Regions from separate parts of the Homo sapiens genome. Here region 1 is linked to region 2. Evidence: chromatin loops called from intact Hi-C (ENCODE). Cell type or tissue: heart left ventricle. All regions are shown on one strand. Links, peaks and the distances in the headings refer to the core of each region. The heading gives the core; the rest is flanking DNA.

What was found. A loop is a pair of places that touch in the nucleus more often than their neighbours do. Peaks named below come from ENCODE experiments on the same cell type or tissue, not always from the same donor. Only the 100,000 strongest peaks of a DNase experiment are listed, where the experiment ranks them.
Region 1: a loop joins it to region 2, with 2.2 times the contacts of the local background. A loop is called at or near these places in 6 of 110 quality-filtered maps.

What each region holds. Positions count from the first base shown.
Region 1 is chr17:1,051,660-1,059,659 of GRCh38, forward strand. ABR (ABR activator of RhoGEF and GTPase) reads right to left here. Exons shown (of 23, transcript NM_021962.5): 11 at 7,086-7,208; 12 at 6,311-6,386; 13 at 5,339-5,443; 14 at 4,376-4,450. Among named protein-coding and RNA genes, the nearest start is that of MIR3183, 33 kb to the left of the region's middle. In heart left ventricle, for the core only: CTCF peaks have their summits at 4,574 (motif pointing left) and 6,904 (motif pointing right); DNase peaks (open chromatin) are centred at 2,142, 2,502, 4,582, 6,912 and 1 weaker place; H3K27ac peaks cover 1,041 bases.
Region 2 is chr17:874,429-885,059 of GRCh38, forward strand. All of the region lies in intron 1 of NXN (nucleoredoxin), which reads right to left. Among named protein-coding and RNA genes, the nearest start is that of MRM3, 97 kb to the left of the region's middle. In heart left ventricle, for the core only: a CTCF peak has its summit at 5,358 (motif pointing right); DNase peaks (open chromatin) are centred at 5,253 and 8,965; H3K27ac peaks cover 3,773 bases.

The sequences.
Region 1 (8,000 bases), core at 1-8,000, 180 kb after region 2:
CACTATGGCCAACCCTCTGCAGCGTGAAACAACGTCAGAGGTCACAGTGCGGGCATACAGTGCAGGTGGCTTACTCCACTTAGCCCCTGCAGCTGCCCAGCTGGGCCATTCTCCATCAGAACAGCTTTCCTGGCCGGGCAAGGTGGCTCACGCCTGTAAATCCCAGCACTTTGGGAGGCCAAGGTGGGCAGATCACCTGAGGTCAGGAGTTTGAGACCAGCCTGACCAACATGGTGAAACCCCATCTCTACTAAAAATACAAAAGTGAGCCCGGCGTGGTGGCACATGCCTGTAGTCCCAGCTACTCGGGAGGCTGAGGCAGGACAATCGCTTGAACCTGGGGTGTGGAAGTTGCAGTGAGCTGAGATGGCACCACTGCACTCCAGCCTGGGCGACCAAGTGACTCTTTCTCAAAAAAAAAAAAACCAAAAAAACCAGCTTTCCTGCAGAAAGGACAGTGCAGCTACCCCAAGAAGCCTCCAGCTGGAGCAACAGAAAGAAGACCCAGGTGGGCCTCAGAACACACAGAACGGGGCTGGGGATTTGCAGGTGAACAACACAGAGGCCCTGAGCACCCCAGCCTGGGCCAGACCAGGGAGTGGGCCTGTGTGTTTGAGACGGGCCATGAAGTGCTGTCATCATGGATTGATCTCGGTGTGAGCCCCTCCTCGAGGGGCTGGGGAGGGCTCACAGGGTCAGAGGGAGGGTTCCGGAAGGGGCTGGGGGAGGGCTCACAGGGTCAGAGGGAGGGTTCCGGAAGGGGCTGGGGGAGGGTTCACAGGGTCAGAGGGAGGGTTCCGGAAGGGGCTGGGGGAGGGCTCACAGGGTCAGAGGGAGGGTTCCGGAAGGGGCTGGGGGAGGGTTCACAGGGTCAGAGGGAGGGTGCCGGAAGGGGCTGGGGGAGGGGTCACAGGGTCAGAGGGAGGGTTCCGGAAGGGGCTGGGGGAGGGGTCACAGGGTCAGAGGGAGGGTTCCGGAAGGGGCTGGGGGAGGGGTCACAGGGTCAGAGGGAGGGTTCCGGAAGGGGCTGGGGGAGGGTTCACAGGGTCAGAGGGAGGGTTCCGGAAGGGGCTGGGGGACGGCTCACAGGGTCAGAGGGAGGGTTCCGGAAGGGGCTGGGGGAGGGTTCACAGGGTCAGAGGGAGGGTTCCGGAAGGGGCTGGGGGAGGGTTCACAGGGTCAGAGGGAGGGTTCCGGAAGGGGCTGGGGGAGGGGTCACAGGGTCAGAGGGAGGGTTCAGGAAGGGGCTGGGGGAGGGCTCACAGGGTCAGAGGGAGGGTTCCGGAAGGGGCTGGGGGAGGGGTCACAGGGTCAGAGCGAGGGTTCCGGAAGGGGCTGGGGGAGGGCTCACAGGGTCAGAGGGAGGGTTCCGGAAGGGGCTGGGGGAGGGTTCACAGGGTCAGAGGGAGGGTTCCGGAAGGGGCTGGGGGAGGGGTCACAGGGTCAGAGGGAGGGTTCCGGAAGGGGCTGGGGGAGGGGTCACAGGGTCAGAGGGAGGGTTCCGGAAGGGGCTGGGGGAGGGGTCACAGGGTCAGAGGGAGGGTTCCGGAAGGGGCTGGGGGAGGGCTCACAGGGTCAGAGGGAGGGTTCCGGAAGGGGCTGGGGGAGGGTTCACAGGGTCAGAGGGAGGGTTCCGGAAGGGGCTGGGGGAGGGTTCACAGGGTCAGAGGGAGGGTTCGAGAAGGGGCTGGGGGAGGGCTCACAGGGTCAGAGGGAGGGTTCCGGAACGGGCTGGGGGAGGGTTCACAGGGTCAGAGGGAGGGTTCCGGAAGGAGCTGGGGACGGCTCACAGGGTCAGAGCGAGGGTTCCGGAGTCAGACCATCTGGGTCCACACCCCAGCTCTGCACAGATCACCTCCCTTCTCTCCCCAGGTTCCTGTCTGCACAGCAGGAAAAGTCATGGTGCCTACACCCTGGGCCTGCCTGTCCAGAGGTCCTGAGTTTACCACGGCTGAAGACACAGGGCCTCACCTCTGAGTGAGAACAGACATATGAGTGGGTCAGGGGTGGCGGCGGCGAAGGGAGTGAGGATAATCTGGGGGTAAAGAGAGATTTTGGAGCAGCTCAGCCGGCTCTGACACCCGCCCAGGCTGGGAGGCCACGGGTCGGCTCCCTGAGGCGAGGACCTCCCGGCCAACGGGAAGCAGGAGAGGGAGGGGCGGCATCTGGGGACATGGAGTGGTGGCGCCTGGTCCAGACATGGGTGGGACAGTGCTTCAGAGCTCACTAGCCAGAAGCTCCTCAGCGGCAGCCCCCAAGAAGGGAGGTCTGTGGGTCTGGAGAGAGTTCAGGAAGCTTCCACGGTAACAAGCAGCCTGAGGGACCGTGTGGTGTTCCCGGCCAGACATCGAGAAGTGCCCAAAAGGTTAGAGCTCCGGCTCTGGTGCCGGAAGACGTGGATTCTGCTGCACCACCTGCTACTGTGTGACTCCAGGAAGGAACCTTGAGCCCCTCCGAGCCTCGGCGTCCTCGTGTGTAAAACAGGGATGGTTTCCGTGACCTCGGCGGGATGCCGGAGGCTCAGAGCGGACCGTGAGACTGAGAGGCTCTGAACACGCCACAGGCTTTGCACATGTGAGTACGTCCACACGCCAGCCATGTTCTCACCTTCTCCAGGTGCACGGTAGGTGCTGTGTAAATTAACGACTTCATTCCACATTTCTGAGCTCCCATGCATCCCAGGGTAAAGGAGACCTGGTTCCCGCCCTCAGAGAACTCACAGTGGGAGACGCAAATTGTTAAGTGACAAAACAGCATGACAGGTGCCATAACCAGCTTGCCCTGAGCAGGATGGGGGCACAAGGAACCTCAGGGGATGGGGGCACAAGGAACCTCAAAGGGATGGGGATACAAGGAACCTCAGGGGATGGGGGCACAAAGAACCTGAGGGGACGGGGGCACAAAGAACCTGAGGGGATGGGGGCACAAGGAACCTGAGGGGATGGGGGCACAAGGAACCTCAGGGGATGTGGGCACAAGGAACCTCAGGGGATGGGGGCACAAGGAACCTGAGGGGATGGGGGCACAAGGAACCTCAGGGGATGGGGGCACAAGGAACCTGAGGGGATGGGGGCACAAGGAACCTGAGGGGATGTGGGCACAAAGAAGGGACAAAGAAGGGAGGCCAGTTTGCCCCCAGGAACTCAGGGAGGCTTCCTGGGAAAGGCTGCTCTAACGGCCCGGGGAGTCACCTCTGTGTGGGGCGCTGCAGGGAGGGGTGAGGGCAGACCCCACCTGCCAGTGAAGAGCAGGGAGTGGGAGGGGCAGGTGGAGAGGGAGAGAGTCAGGGTTTCTGATCCTCTGTGATGTTAAGTCTTTTCTCCTCTCTGTGACTCGGTTACCTCCTCTGGCAAATGGGTAGAAACTATTAGCTGTCTAACTGACTCACAGATTCCCGTGTGGATAACAGGTAGATAAAAAGCGCAACCAGGCCGGGCGCAGCAGCTCACGCCTGTAATCTCAGCACTTTGGGAGGCTGAGGTGGGAGGATGGCTTGAGCCCAGGAGTTCAAGACCAGCCTGGCCAACATGGGGAGAACCTGTCTCTAAAAAAAAATTTTTTAAAAATTAAAAAGTGCAATCCTACTTTGTGAGACACTAAAAACAGATTTAGTATGAGGAACCCACAAGGGGGAAGGGGAGAAAAAGCGATGAGCGTGGCAGCACACCAGCGTTGCACACACACGATCATATCCCAGCCTGCTCTCGGGTCAAAATTCACAAGCGTGACTGCCTTTTAGTGGAGGCCCAGAGAGGTTAAGAAACTTGCCCAAGGTCACACAGCTTGTCATGGGCAGATATGAAGTTGGAGTCCACGTGTTTGTCGCCCTCAGATATGAAGTTGGAGTCCACGTGTTTGTCGCACTCGGTTTCTTTTTTTTTTTTTTGAGACGGATTCTCGCTCTGTCGCCCAGGGTGGAGTGCAATGCCATGATCTCAGCTCACAGCAACCTCCGCCTCCCGGGTTCAAGGGATTCTCTGGCCTCAGCCTCCCAAGTAGCTGGGACTACAGGCGTCCACCGCCATGCCCACGCTAATTTTAGTATTTTTAGTAGAGACGGGGTTTCACCATGTTGGCCCGGATGGTCTCGAACTCCTGACCTCGTGATCCGCCCGCCTGGGCCTCCCAAAGTGCTGGGATTACAGGGGTGAGCCACCGCGCCCGGCCCCTAGGTTTCAGACAGCTTCAGGGAGGGCTTGAGAAAGAGGACTTTGGAGACAAAGGCCAGGGGTGACCTCCCTGCCAAGAGGAGCTGGTTTCTGGCCTCCAGGGGAATGCCCCATGTCTAAAGGCGTGCTGGCAGGGCCCCATCCTGGGCAGAGCAGTGCAGAATCCACAATGGCCCACCCAACCTCGTCCTGGCCAGGGCACTTACTGGCTGATTGCTTAAATCCCTTGGCAGAGTGGACGATGACATGAAGGAAGCCATAGAGTCCTGGAGACTCATCGTCTGCAAGAGAGAAAAGCCCCCAGGGCAGAGGGTGGTCAGCGGATCCCCTCAGCCTCCACCCCAGGCCGGCGGGAGGCAGACGGGGTATGAGACTCAGCTGAGTCTTGGTCCAACATCACCACCTGGTGGCCAGATGAAAAAGTTTCCGAAGGCCACGGCGGCCTTATATGTGAGCTGCCCGGGGTAGGGCTAGGGGGTCCTTCTCTCCTCCACTCAGCCTGGGGGGGTCCAGCACACCCACCATCCTGGCCCAGGGACTTAGTACCATTCCCCATGGGTACTGTCTCTCCCTCCAAATCCTGCCTATCCTGGCACTGAAAACTGACCAATATGATAAATCATTCTGCTAATGATTTATGTCGAGGAAAGCTTGCCTTCAGGACCCCGTTCACAAAGTGGACCCTTTCCCAGCACACAGGCAGCTAGAATACACCCACTCCGGTCAGTTCCCAGCCCTGATCACAGCTCCCCACTGCTCAAAACCCCCCCAGACTCCCGGGCTTACAGCATGAATTCCAAACTCCCTTGCTTGGGATTCAAGGCCTTTCAAGAGCTGGTCCCTGGAAACTTCCAGCCTCATTTCCCATACACCATTTTATCTACCGGGTCTGCTCTCTCATGAATATATTAACAGCACAATCTCAGTGCACCAGGGTGCCAGTTCTCCCAAGCCAGACAGAGGGGCCCAAGGAAAAGCTGGGGTCATCTGGGAACTCAGTAGACAGTCACCCCTACCCAAGCTGTGTCCTGGCCACTCAACAGTCTCAGCACAGCCGAGCAGGGATCAGCCATTTACAGCCACATGTCTGTCTGAGTCCTTACGGGAAGCCGGCCACGCTCTGAGGGCTGGGACCTGCCGGTTGGGCCACCTCTGGTTCCCGAGCTTACCGTCTTTATTGCTGGTGACAGGAATGTTGTGTACAGTCCTAAGCTTGAAACAGGATCCTGTGAGCACCTGGAGCTCCACTGAGCTCAGGACAAAGGCCTGGAGATCTGGAGGGAGAGCCGAGAGAGAAGGGAGCGTGGGCACTGGTCCACCAGGACCGGCTGCTCTTCCCTGGGGGCTGCTGCAGGAAGACGGCTTAATCCCTGGGGCAGACTTGGTCCTTGCGAGGGAGGGGGAAGGATTTGTGGACACAGCAGGACTGGTGTAGATGCTGCGAGAGGGGTCAGAGTAGGAGAATCTAACTGAAGAGGTTTGTGTGTGTGTGTGTGTGTGTGTGTGTGTGTGTGTGTGTGTGTGTGTGTGTGTGTGTGGTGTATGCGTTTTGTTTTCGTTTTTTTTTTAAACGGAGTCTCACTCTGTCGCCCAGGCTGGAGTGCAGTGCTGTGATCTCAGCTCACTGCAACCTCCGCCTCTCAGGTTCAAGGGATTCTCCTGCTTCAGCCTCCTGAGTAGCTGGGATTACAGGTGCCCACCACCACACCTGGCTAATTTTTGTGTTTTTAGTAGAGACGGGGTTTCACCACGTTGCCCAGGCTGATCTCAAACTCCTGACTGGGATTACAGGCGTAAGCCACCGTACCCAGCCTCTGTGTATGTGTGTATGTGTGTGTGTGTGTGTGTGTGTGTGTCTCTGTGTGTGTGTGTGTGAGAGAGAGAGAGAGGTAGAGAGAGAGAGAAAGCCCAGGCTGGGCTCTGGGTCCAGTCCCAGGACTAAATCATCATGTCTTTCAGCCAATCAGTTAGATTCTTTGGGTCTCAATTAATCCGTAACATCCTTAAACGCTCACCCTGGCACCTCTGAGGGTGACTGCGAGGGCCAAAGACGTGATACTGGACATGAAACGCTTAGAAATACAAAAGGCCCATCAATGCCACGGACATCATTGGGGAGCGTGGAAGAGGCAGGAATTTACCCTTCTTCTGTAGTTTCTGAATTGCTTCTCTCCACTCTGACCTCTCGTAGTCCGAGGACAGTAGGAACAGGTAACTCTGAAGAGAGGAGATAAGCATAAAGTGGGTGACCACAGTCAGGCAAAGCGTACTCCCAGATCCTGGGGACCCCAACAAAGCTCCTTTTATCTTTTTTTTTTTTTTTTTTTTGAGACAGAGTCTCGCTCTTGTTGCCCAGGCTCTAGTGCAATGGCAAAATCTCGGCTCACTGCAACCTCCACCTCCCGGGTTCACGCCAATCTCCTGCCTCAGCCTCCTGAGTAGCTGGGATTACAGGTGCCCACCACCACGCCCGGCTAATTTTTGTGTTTTTAGTAGAGACAGAGTTTTGCCATGTTGGCCAGGCTGGTCTCAAACTCTTGACCTCAGGTGATTCGCCTGCCTCAGCCTCCCAAAGTGCTGGGATGACAGGCATGAGCCACTGTGCCCGGCCCAAAGCTCCTCCTTATCCAGGCACAGCTGACCTTGCAGGAGGAGGCAGCTGGGGGTGGGTGGGTGAAGGGGGAGCTCCTTCCTGGGAAGCCAAGGTGACAGGAGCGGCTGTGCCAGGGACGGCCAGCAGAGGGCACTCATTCCACACGAGAGGGGAGAGCGAGTCAACAGCTGGAGCCATGGCAGCCTCCTCAGGAAGAGGGGGCCTGAGTTTCCGGTTCGTACAGGTCAGGGCCAGGAGCCACAGAGTGGGCTGCTCTGGACTAAGGAAGGGGCTGTCTTGGTCCCACCCCCACCCATCCTGACCTTTCCATTCCGATTGTGGATCCTGAACGGGATTGTGGGGGAGTTGAGCAGCAGCAGGAACTCATTCTCAAACATCTTCTTCTTCAGGCGCTCGATGGCCCGGCTCTGGCCTTTGTTGGCTTTCTGCAGGAGATGGGGACACAGAGGGTTCCCCTCACACTCGGGCCTTTCTCACGAGCAGCACTAAGCACGACACTCCACTGTGTGTTAACATGCTCTTTACATTTTCCGTATTTCGTGATGTTTTGACATCTTGTGGCAGGAGAGGCGGGTAGCTGGGTGAGAAACTGCTCCCCCACAGGGCTCACTAATTCCTAAGCCTGTCAGTGATGCCCTATGAGCACAGCTTTCATACACACACCCACTGATCCAGAGCCCATGTCCCCAACCACCTTCTCTACCTGACGCTCACTCGCCAAGCCAGCATCTCCTCTGCCCCACGTCACCCAGGGCCAGGGACCAGGTCACCAGAGACCACTCCTCTAGCCCAGGGCTGCCGACATAACGGAAGCCAGCTGGTGCCAAGCCCTTTCCCTGCCCTGTTTCTCCACAGAAAAGCTGTGGCCACACTTTCTTTCCATTCCTGCCTCCTGTTCAAAGCTGGCACCTCTCCACGTGGCCCTGGGCGGGGTGCTATGCCTCCTTCTCTTGAGAACCCTAAATAATACAAATATTACAGTAGTATTAACCTCTCTGTACTGTCACTCTGCTGCCTCTACACATTAAATCCTGGGTACAACAGAGACACCTGCTTAAAGAAACCTCAGACACCTTTCAGCCTGAAGCCCCACCTGCTAGCCTGGCACCAAGGCCCCCATGGCAGGGTTCCAGCCTCCCTGCCCGGCAGACAACCCACCAGGTCCCGTCGGCTCAGCCTCCCCCTCTCACCAGACATTCATCCTCTGCGGGCAGAGC
Region 2 (10,631 bases), core at 1,205-9,204:
AAAAAATTAGCCGGGCGTGGTGGCAGGCACCTGTCATCCCAGCTACTCGGGAGGCTGACACAGGAGAATCGCTTGAACCCGAGAGGCAGAGGCTGCGGTGAGCCGAGATCATGCCACTGCACTGTAGCCTGGGTGACAGAGCGAGACTCTGTCTCAAATAATAAATAAACAATTACCCAGTCTTGTTATGTCCTTACAGCAATGGGAGAACAGACTAATGCAGCTCCCAGGCACAAGCCTGGATCACAATCATGCCACTGCACTGTAGCCTGGGTGACAGAGCGAGACTCTGTCTCAAATAATAAATAAACAATTACCCAGTCTTGTTATGTCCTTACAGCAATGGGAGAACAGACTAATGCAGCTCCCAGGCACAAGCCTGGATCACAAAGGCAGCCAGTCACTACTGCACACTCCTCCATGAGAAAACCAGAATCTGTTACAGGTGAATAAATAAATTACTGGCGCAAAAGACAAAAATGACTACAGAAAAGAACAATTTCAAAGAAACATATCAACAGTGCAATTATAGAACACCATTTACCATTGGTGAAGCACTTTGTGTCAAGCACCATAAAACACTGCTTTATATATACTACCTTTTTTCTTTTTTTTTTTTCTGAGACAGAGTCTTACTCTGTCACCCAGGCTGGAGCGCAGTGGCACAATCTCAGCTCACTGCAACCTCCGCCTCCCGGGTTCAAGTGATTCTTGTGCCTCGGCCTCTGGGGTAGCTGGGATTACAGGCGCACGCCACCATGCCTGGCTAACTTTTGTGTGTTTAACAGAGACAGGGTTTCACCATGTTGGCCAGGCTGGTCTTGAACTCCTGACCTCAGGTGATCCTCCCATCTCAGGCTCCCAACCTACTGGGATTACAGGCGTCAGCCACCATGCCGGGTGCTATACTACCTCTTTTAATCCTCACAACAGAATCTTCTATACTATTATCAACAACCCCATTGAGCAGATCAGCAAACAGACTCATAGAGATAAGCCACTCACTGAAGGCTGCCTGGTTAAATCACTGAATCATAAATCAGAGAGAATTCAAACCTGGGTCTCTTATCTCAAAAGTCTTAATTTGCCTCACTACACACTTAAGAGCAGAAGATCGAATCAGACTAGTGTGAAATGAAATAGGGTTTTTTTGTTGTTTTGGTTGTGGTGTTTTTGTTTTTGTTTTAAGATTCTGCTCTGTTGCCCAGGCTGGAGTACGGTGGTGCAATCATAGCTCACTGCAGCCTCCAACTCCCTGGGCTCAAGTGATCCTACCACCTCAGCCTCCCAAGTAGCTGGGATTACAGGCACATGTGACCATGCCTGGTAAATTAAAAAAAAAAAAAAAATTGTAGAACCCGGTCTCATTTTGTTGCTCAGGGGGTCTCAAGCTCCTGGCTTCAAGCTATCCTCCTGCCCCGGCCTCCCAAAGTGCTGGGAGTACAGGTGTTGGCTACTTTCAAAAGCTTTTTAGGCCGGGCACAGTGGCTCATGCCTGTGATCCCAGCACTTTGGGAAGCCAAGGTGGGCGGGTCATGAGGTCAGGAGATCAAGACCATCCTGGCTATCAGGGTGAAACCCCGTCTCTACTAAAAATATAAAATTAGCCGGGCGTGGTGGCGTGCACCTGTAATCCCAGGTACCTGGGAGGCTGAGGCTGGAGAATCGCTTGAACCTGGGGGGGTGGAGGTTGCAGCGTGCCAAGACCGTGCCACTGCACTCCAGCCTGGGCGACACAGTAAGAATCCATCAGAAAAGAAAGAAAAAAAAGAAAAGAAAGAAAAGAAAAGAGAAAGAAAGAAAGAAAGGAGAAGAGAAGAGAAGAAAAGAAAAGAAAAGAAAGGAAATGCAGGTGCCCAGAAAAAAAGGCAGGCTCCCAAAGTGAATACTAAGACACTCAATCTCACATGTTGTCAAAAAAGCTATTGAAATTTCAGGTGACAGAGGGACTTAAGAACAACGGTGCTCAAGGAAGTCAACACAGGCTACGACGTACAGGACTCCCAATCCGGCTCATGACCACATCCCCTATTGTGGTCATTTAGAACACGCTAGGCGTCCTTTGCTCTAAGCGTGTTTCATGTACGTCTCCCCATCAATGAAGAAAGCACCTGGAGAGTAGGAAGTAAGAGTTATGTACTCTGAGATTCTCTCTTAAGCCCAGGAATCAGTCTCACTGGGCGGGGAGCTCAACAGCGCTGTTAGTGTCGTTCGCTGATAATTACTTTCACACTAGAATACCATCTTCATTCCTCATTTATACGGGAAACTCCTTGTGGTTCCCTTTGGGGCACCAGCTCCCAGCACATTCTATGTCATCAAAATTAACTCTTGGCCGGGCGCGGGGGCTCACGCCTGGAATCCCAGCACTTTGGGAGGCTGCGGGGGCGGGGGGATCACCTGAGGTCGGGAGTTCGAGACCAGCCTGGCCAACACAGTGAAACCCCGTCTCTACTAAAAACACAAAAAATTAGCCGGGTATGGTGGCGGTCGCCTGTAATCCGAGCTACTCAGGAAGCTGAGGCAGGAGAATGGTGTGAACTCGGGAGGCTGAGGCAGGAGAATCACTTAAACCCAGTAGGCAGAGGTTGCAGTGAGCTGAGATTGCACCACTGCACTCCAGCCTGGGTGACAGAGTGAAACTCTGTCTCGAAAACAAACAAAAAAACTAATTCTTAATATATTAAACAAACGTACTAAACAACTATGGGAACAGCGACGGTGTTGTTTTTTTTTGGAGACGGAGTCTCACTCTGTCGCCCAGGCTGGAGTGCAGTGGCATGATCTCGGCTCACTGCAAGCTCCGCCTCCCAGGTTGATGCCATTCTCCTGCCTCAGCCTCCTGGTAGCTGAGACTACTGGCGCCCGCCACCAAGCCCGGCTAATTTTTTGTATTTTTAGTACAGGCGGGGTTTCACCATGTTGGCCAGGATGGTCTCGATCTCCTGACCTCGTGATCCACCTGCCTCAGCCTCCCAAAGTGCTGGAATTACAGGCGTGAGCCACCGCGCCCGGCCGCGACTGTGTTTTTCAAACAGCTGCATTTACCAGCCACTACTGGATTCCTTCTACGTGTGAAGCCCTGTGCTAAAGGCTGGGAACAGAAAGATAATTGATACACGAGCCTTTCTTTCCTTTATGGAAGGCCCAGCCCCATACGGAAGACGGACGCGTACATAAACTATTAGGATACAGGAAAAGCGCGATACTACTGGCACATAGAGGAAATCGGGGAAGATGCTTAGAACAATGTCTGGGGCACACGCTCAGTGCTTTACAAAATACTCGTTATTTTTACCATCTAACCTTGTGAGTTAGAGCGACTGAAGAGGAAAGGCCGTAGCGTCTGAGCTGCTCTGTGAAGAATGAACCGGTTTTCACCAGGCAGGCCAGGAGTGGGATAGGGCGAGGCATCCAAGAAACAGCAAGAGGCAGGCAGAGCTCAGCACACGTTTTTCCAGACTGTGAACCATGAAGCTCTGAAGGCTGCTAGGAGGGCCACGGGAGCTGTGGGAGAGGGTGAGGCTGGAGCCCTGTGGGCTAACAGACAGGGCTCTAATTCGTGACATCGTGGCAACAAACTATTAGAAATGAGGCTAGACCTGGAAGCCCTGGGGGCACAGTCTGGAGGGGAGACAGACGAGAGCTAAGTAGAATGCAGGCAATGACGCCGTAACAGAGATCTGCACAGCGACCATTGCACAGCGTGGGGGCAGGCTTCTGAGAGGAGGTAACATGCTGAAAAGACAACGTGTACAGCTGACATTAGTACACAACCTCATCGGAGAGAGAAGAAGCGGAGGGAATCCCAGGAGCAGGGGCCATCATGCTCAAAGGTTCCAAGGTACGGCAATGGGCGATGTGTCTGGGGACCCTGGGGGTCGACCAGTGTGGCTGAGCAGAGTGTGCAAAGGTGAGGATGCTAGAAGGCCAGGTGCGGTTTCGGGGCGGGGCAGGGGTTGCCCTTGAAGGTGGGGTTTGGGGGTGGGGGAGGGGGTGCCCTTGAAGGAGGGGTTTGCGGGCGGGGGTGGGGGGACCTTGAAGGTGGGGTGTGGGGGCAGGGGAGGGGGTGCCCTTGAAGGTGGGGTTTGGGGGCAGGGGAGGGGGTGCCCTTGAAGTCCACGCCAGGGAGTTTGGGTTGGATCCACCCGTAATGAGGGCTGGCCCATAGGGCAGTGACGTGAACAACTGGTACTGTAGCCAGGTTGTTCTGGGAGCTGTGTAGACAGGGTGAGACTGGAAGTTGGTGGACTCATTAAGGGACTAGTGAAACAATAGTGCCCCAACCTGATTGAACCCAGTGAATGGGGGGAAATGAGAATGTCAAGGCCTGTAGCTTGGGTAGATGCGTCAGTGAGACCCTATTCATAACCAGAGCCTAAAAAAACACGCAGAGCCAGTTAAAAGCTCTAATATGTGTTTAAAGAACAAATTAATGAAAGAATGCGTAGACAGGCCAGGTGCGGTGGCTCACGCCTGTAATCCCAGCACTTTGGGAGGCTGAGGTGGGTGGATCACCTGAGGTCAGGAGTTCAAGACCAGCCTGACCAACATGGCGAAACCCTCTCTCTACTAAAAATACAAAAACTAGCCAGGTGTGGTGGCAGGCGCCTCTAATCCCAGCTACTCGGGAGGCTGAGGCAGGAGAATCACTTGAACCCGGGAGGCAGAGGTTTTAGTGAGCCAAGATCGCGCCATTGCACTCCAGCCTGGGCAACAAGAGAGAAACTCTGTCTCAAAAAAAACAACAAGTAGACAGAGAGGGAAGGAGAAGGAGAGAACAAAGCGGAAGAAAAACTAGTGAAGAGCAGGGAAAGGAATCTGGGTTTTTTTTGTTTTGGTTTGGTTTTTGGTTTTTGGTTTTTTGTTTTTTTTTTTTGAGACAGAGTCTCACTCTGTCACCCAGTCTGGAGTGCAGTGGCACGATCTCAGCTCACTATAGCCTCCGTCTCCCAGGTTCAAGCGATTCTCCCGCCTCAGCCTCCCAAGTAGCTCAGATTACAGGCGCCCACCATGCCAGGCTAATTTTTGAATTTTTAGTAGAGACGGGGTCTCACCAAGTTGGCCAGGCTGGTCTTGAACTCCTGACCTCAAATGATCCACCCGCCTCGGCCTCCCAAAGTGCTGGGACTACAGGCATGAGCCACCGCGCCCGGCCACGAGTCTGGTTTTAAACCCGTGGAGCTAAAGGTTTCTGGCAAGCAGGGAAAGGACACGACTCATTGACTGAGAAGCAGGAGGCGTCCAACACAAAGGCCTCTTGGGAACCCGCTGGGGTTTGGCGGGCGTCACCTTTCTGCATCTTGGGAGGAGAGCTGGTGGGAGGAGCTTTTCTGCAGGTGTCTCTTTCTAGCCTCCGGCAGGGGGCGGCAACAGAAGACGGTTCAGAAGAAAGAATGTGGCCAAGTATGTGTATTTCAAGCCAAAGGATTCTAGAAACTTCTCTCACAGGTACGGAATCCAACCACAGTGCCCACTGTGGTGAAGCCACTGCGCTGGTCCGAGAAGAAAGTGACAAACAAAATGACATGGAGCCCAATTCATCCTGAGAGCAGAACCTCGGAGCCATGTGGTTAAGATGGAAATTCCACTTTTAGTCCAAGCAAATCTTCTGATGTATCAAGTTTGAGGGTGAGGTTTCATTAAAGGAATTTAAAATAAAAAAGTGAGATCACAGCAAATTTTTTAAAATGATTGTTTCAGTGAAGGGAAAAAAGGTCTTTATCCTTATTCAGGGCGTAATTCCTGATCCTGGTCCCCGGAGACAACACCCACCCTTGGGCGAATCATTCCTGGGGACGGAGGAATGAGGGAGGCGTCTCTTTATTTCCGGGGGCGGAGGAGTGAGGGAGGCGTCTCTTTATTTCCTTGTATATAAAATACAAGAACTAAATACCTTGGATTAACAACCAGGGCTGGGGTTTGTGATAAGGCTGTGATTAGGACCACATAAAAGGAGAAAACGTCTTAATAAGAACTTCTTTGTGGCCTGTTAGAGCCTTTCTTAGGAAACTAATAAGTTACACTTTTCCTGGAGAGAAAATCTTGGAAATGACCCATTTCCCCAACAGGACATCATTTCCGGTCATTCACATGTGGTCAAGTTAAAAAAGATCGTTTGAACCTAGCTCAGCCAGGCCAGGGAGAAAATTAAAAATAAGTGTTTATTTTTCTGATTAAAGCCAAACAATGAGACTCAAAATAGGCCACACAAAACCCACAGAATCTTCCAAGTTCGCCTGAGCTAATGCATCCAAGGACGTCCACTCACAGGGGAAGAAGCAGAGGGGCTGGCCTTCTCCTAAGGGGGCAGGGCTGGAGATCTGTCAAATTCCTTATCCATATCTAGGAGCAGAGCTTCCTTTTGGCCAAAAGAGTAAGCTGACTGCGAAGGACAGATACTTCCAAGCAGACACTAAGTAATGCAGTTGGTTTGATAACAGGACAGATGAAAATGGAAGGCCTCCTCCGAAAATCCCACAGCCTGGGCCAGGGCTCCAAGGGGCTGACTGGTTCCTGTGGTTCAAATCTCTGCAAACGTCTCCTTCCCTCCTGCCCCATCTACGGCAGGTAGCTGAGCCGTGGCCCAGGCTCTGGGAGTGCACACTCTCAACAAGCAGATATGAACAGACACGTCCAGAAAGTAGATAGGTGGACAGCCAGTAAGAATATGCAAAGGTGTCATCAAGGAAATGCAAATTAAAATGATTTCACACTGACTAGAATAGCAAAAGTAAAACACACCCACAGTATCAAACCCGGGTGAGGACGTGGAGCAAGTGCGAGTCTCACACTCCGCTGCCGGGGACATAAATGGTGCAAACACTTTGTTGTTGTTTGAGACAGGATCTCACTGTTACCCAGGCTGGAGTGCAGTGGTGCGATCTCAGCTCGCCGCAGCACCCCAGACTCAAGTGATCCTCCAGCTTCCCGGGTAGCTGGGATTAGAAACGCGTACCACCACACTCGAAAATTTTCCATTGAGACGGGGTTTCGCCATGTTGCTCAGGCTAGTCTCAAACTCCCGGGCTCAAGAAATCTGCCTGCCTTGGCCTCCCAAAGTGCTGGGATTACAGGCGTGAGCCGCCATGCCTGGTCAGTACAACCACTTTGAAGAACCGTTTGGTCCATCTTATGAAGGTAAATGTTCATTTACCTGATAATCGACTCAGAATTCTACCGCTCAGGATTCCTACTCATCAGTATTTACCCAAGATAATTTTTTTAAGTCCATAAAAATGTTTATAACAGCCTTCCCCACCCCAAACTGACAACAACTCACATACATCCATCATTGGAAGAATGGATACACTGTGACAAGATGCTCGTCCAATGGGACACTTCTCAGCAATAAGAAGGAACAAACTGATGTATACAAAAACAAGGATAAACCTCACAATCATGCTGAGCAAATGAAGCCCGACACAAAATAACACTGACTGTACGATTCCATTTCCATGACGGTCTACAGGCAAAACTAAATTACAGTGACAGAAAACCAAAGCGACGGATGGGAGGGGGAGTCACCAGAGAGGCTCAGCAGGGGACTGTGCAGGGAGATGGAAATGTTCTTGGTCTTGTTTGGATAATTGTTCATATCGGTATAACAGCTGTTCAAACACACTGAGCTGGGTCCTTAAGAACCATGAATTTTATTGTGTTAAATTAAACCTAAAAAAAGAACTCATACCAACAAGAAGGAGAAAAAAATAATTTGTCTTCATCTCATCTAGAGCCAGGTAACTGAGAATTCCAGCGTGGGCACAGGGTGCTGCCTCCTGAGCACGGCCACCTTCCCACAAGTGACCACCTCCCCTCCCTCCCTCCCTGCCTTTCCCTGCCATGGTTCCCTGTCTCCATGAATGGAACCAACTACCCTCCACCCAGTGTCCCCAAACCAGAAACCTGGCAGTCCTTCCCCATGCTTCTCTCTTCCTCATTTCTGCTCAGTCACTTCCTAGACAGCTCCTGAATGAGGCGGAGCCCTCCCCCGTCTCTGCCCCAACTGCCTCAATTGCAGGGGTTTCTTTTGTTTGTTTTGTTTTGTTTTGTTTTGAGATGGAGTCTCGCTCTGTCACCCAGGCTGGAGTGCAGTGGCGCAATCTCGGCTCACTGCAAGCTCCGCCTCCCGGGTTCACGCCATTCTCCTGCCTCAGCCTCCCATGTAACTGGGACTTCAGGCGCCCACCACCATGCCCGGCTAATTTTTTGTATTTTTAGTAGAGACAGGGTTTCACCGTGTTAGCCAGGATGGTCTCGATCTCCTGACCTCGTGATCTGCCTGCCTTGGCCTCCCAAAGTGCTGGGATTATAGGCGTTAGCCACCGCACCCGGCCTCTTTGTTTTGTTTTTGAGACGTTGTCTTGCTCTGTCGCCCAGGCTGGAGTGCAGTGGCGCGATCTTGGCTTGCTGCAACCTCTGTCTCCCGGGTTCAAGCGATTCTCTTGCCTCAGCTTCCCTAGTAGCTGGAATTACAGGCGCCCGCCACCACGCCCAGCTAATTTTAGTAGACACAGGGTTTCACCATGTTGGCCAGGCTGGTCTGGAACTCCTGACCTCAGGTGATCTGTTCATCTTGGCCTCCTAAAGCATTGGGATTACAGGCGTGAGCCCCCGTCTCCACTAAAAGATAAAAATAAAACTTGGCTGTGTGTAGTGGCGTGCACCTCGAGTCCTAGCTACTTGGGGAAGGCTACACCTGGCCAACTTCCTATTTTTAAATGGAAAGAAAAAAACACACACCAGGGCCTTGTTTCCTATCTCTCCTGCCCATTCCTTCTCTCTCCACAACTCAGACAGCGACGGTGTCAATCAGGCCAGTAAGGGAAAGGCTGGGGGAAGACGATGCTGACTGTCTCTTACTGAATCTGTTTCTGAGACATGGAAACACCCTGTTCACAGAGGCCTCTCTTCCTCCCACCCCTGCCCCCCGCCCAGAACTCCCAGCAGAAGCTGCTCACTGGCTGTTGTCAAAGTAGTCTTTGTTCTTGGAGTTGAACCAGCACAGGCCTCAAATTTCCATCCACAGCTCCAAACCCCGCCTACATCACCTCCATGACCTCAGGCTAAGGAAAGAAAGAAGCTGGCCAAAAACATGCCAGGCTAAGAAGCCAAAGCTCCTCCCAAGAGAGATGACTCTGGAGGGGACCCTCTGGTCTCCTCTCCATGAAGCCAGGTCGATGCTGGAAGGGCAGAAATGCCCAGAAAGAAAAGCACTGAGGAAGGCTCACAGGGCAAGGACTTCAGTGGTCACGGTCCCATCATATACAGAAGCCACGGGGCAGGACTTCAGGGGTCATGGTGCCACATTTTGTACAGAAGTGGGAGGCAGCAAAGCCGCAAGATCTAAAGACAGAGTTGCAGGCCCAGGTGCGGTGCTTACGCCTGTAATCCCAATCAGCGTGGGAGGCCCAGGCAGGCGGATGACCTGAGGTCAGGAGTTTAAGGCCAGCCTGAGCAACATATGCAGCCCCCATCTCTACTAAAAGATAACAATAAAACATTGCTGGGCCGGGCGCGGTGGCTCACGCCTGTCATCCCAGCACTTTGGGAGGCCAAGACGGGCGGATCACGAGGTCAGGAGATCGAGACCATCCTGGCTAACATGGTGAAACCCTGTCTCTACTAAAAAAAATACAAAAAGTTAGCCGGGCGTGGTGGTGGGCGCCTGTGGTCCCAGCTACTTGAGAGGCTGAGGCAGGAGAATGGCATGAACCTGGGAGGCGGAGCTTGCAGTGAGCTGAGATTGCACCACTGCACTCCAGCCTGGGGGACTGAGCAAGACTCTGACTCAAAAAATAAATAAATAAATAAATAAATAATAAAACGAAGCTGTGTGTAGTGGCGTGCACCTAGAGTCCTAGCTACTTGGGGGGCTGAGGTGGGAGGATCCCTTGAACCCAGAAGTTTGAGGTGACAGTGAGCTATGACTGCACCACTGCACTCCAGCCTGGGTGACAGGGCGAGACCCTGTCTCTAAAAAATAATAATCATGTAAAAAAAACAGAGAGATTCGGGGAACTGTGGATGATGACTGCAGGGCATGGTCAAAAAGAAGCAGAGAAAACTCGCCAAAGCGAGTCAGGGAAGTGTGTCCGGCACTGTCCAGGGGAAGGACAACACTCTGGACACAAAGATTTGATGGCCACAGGAAAAGGGCCGTTGGGCTGGGGACAGGCTGGGACGGATCCTCCTCCTCCATTCTCTCCCCATCCACCCGACTTTCTAGAACACCTTCTGGACCCTGGTTTGCTTCTCCAGCCACCTAGCAGGGAAGTGGAGTCTTGAATCCAAACGTTCAGATACTAGAAAAGGGATGGACGGTCCCTCGGGAATTAATAAGCTAAACGGAGCTGAAGACGGATCCCAAGTGTCTCAACAGCTCTGGATGTCCCGATAAAACATGTTTCTAGAATGTGAACAGTTTTGAAACATCTGTATTCCAATCACCAATCCAGAATCTTGGGAGCTAAAGAAAGTGTGGGCTTTCCCCCAAAACAAACACTCAGCGGAGGACACAGGAGAATGACCAAGGTGTAAATGAAAGAAGAATCTGGCCTGGGGCATCCTATGGCGAGCGCCATCCCCTTTAGGGGTAAGAGGGACATCTAAGACCAAGCGGAGCTGAGTCA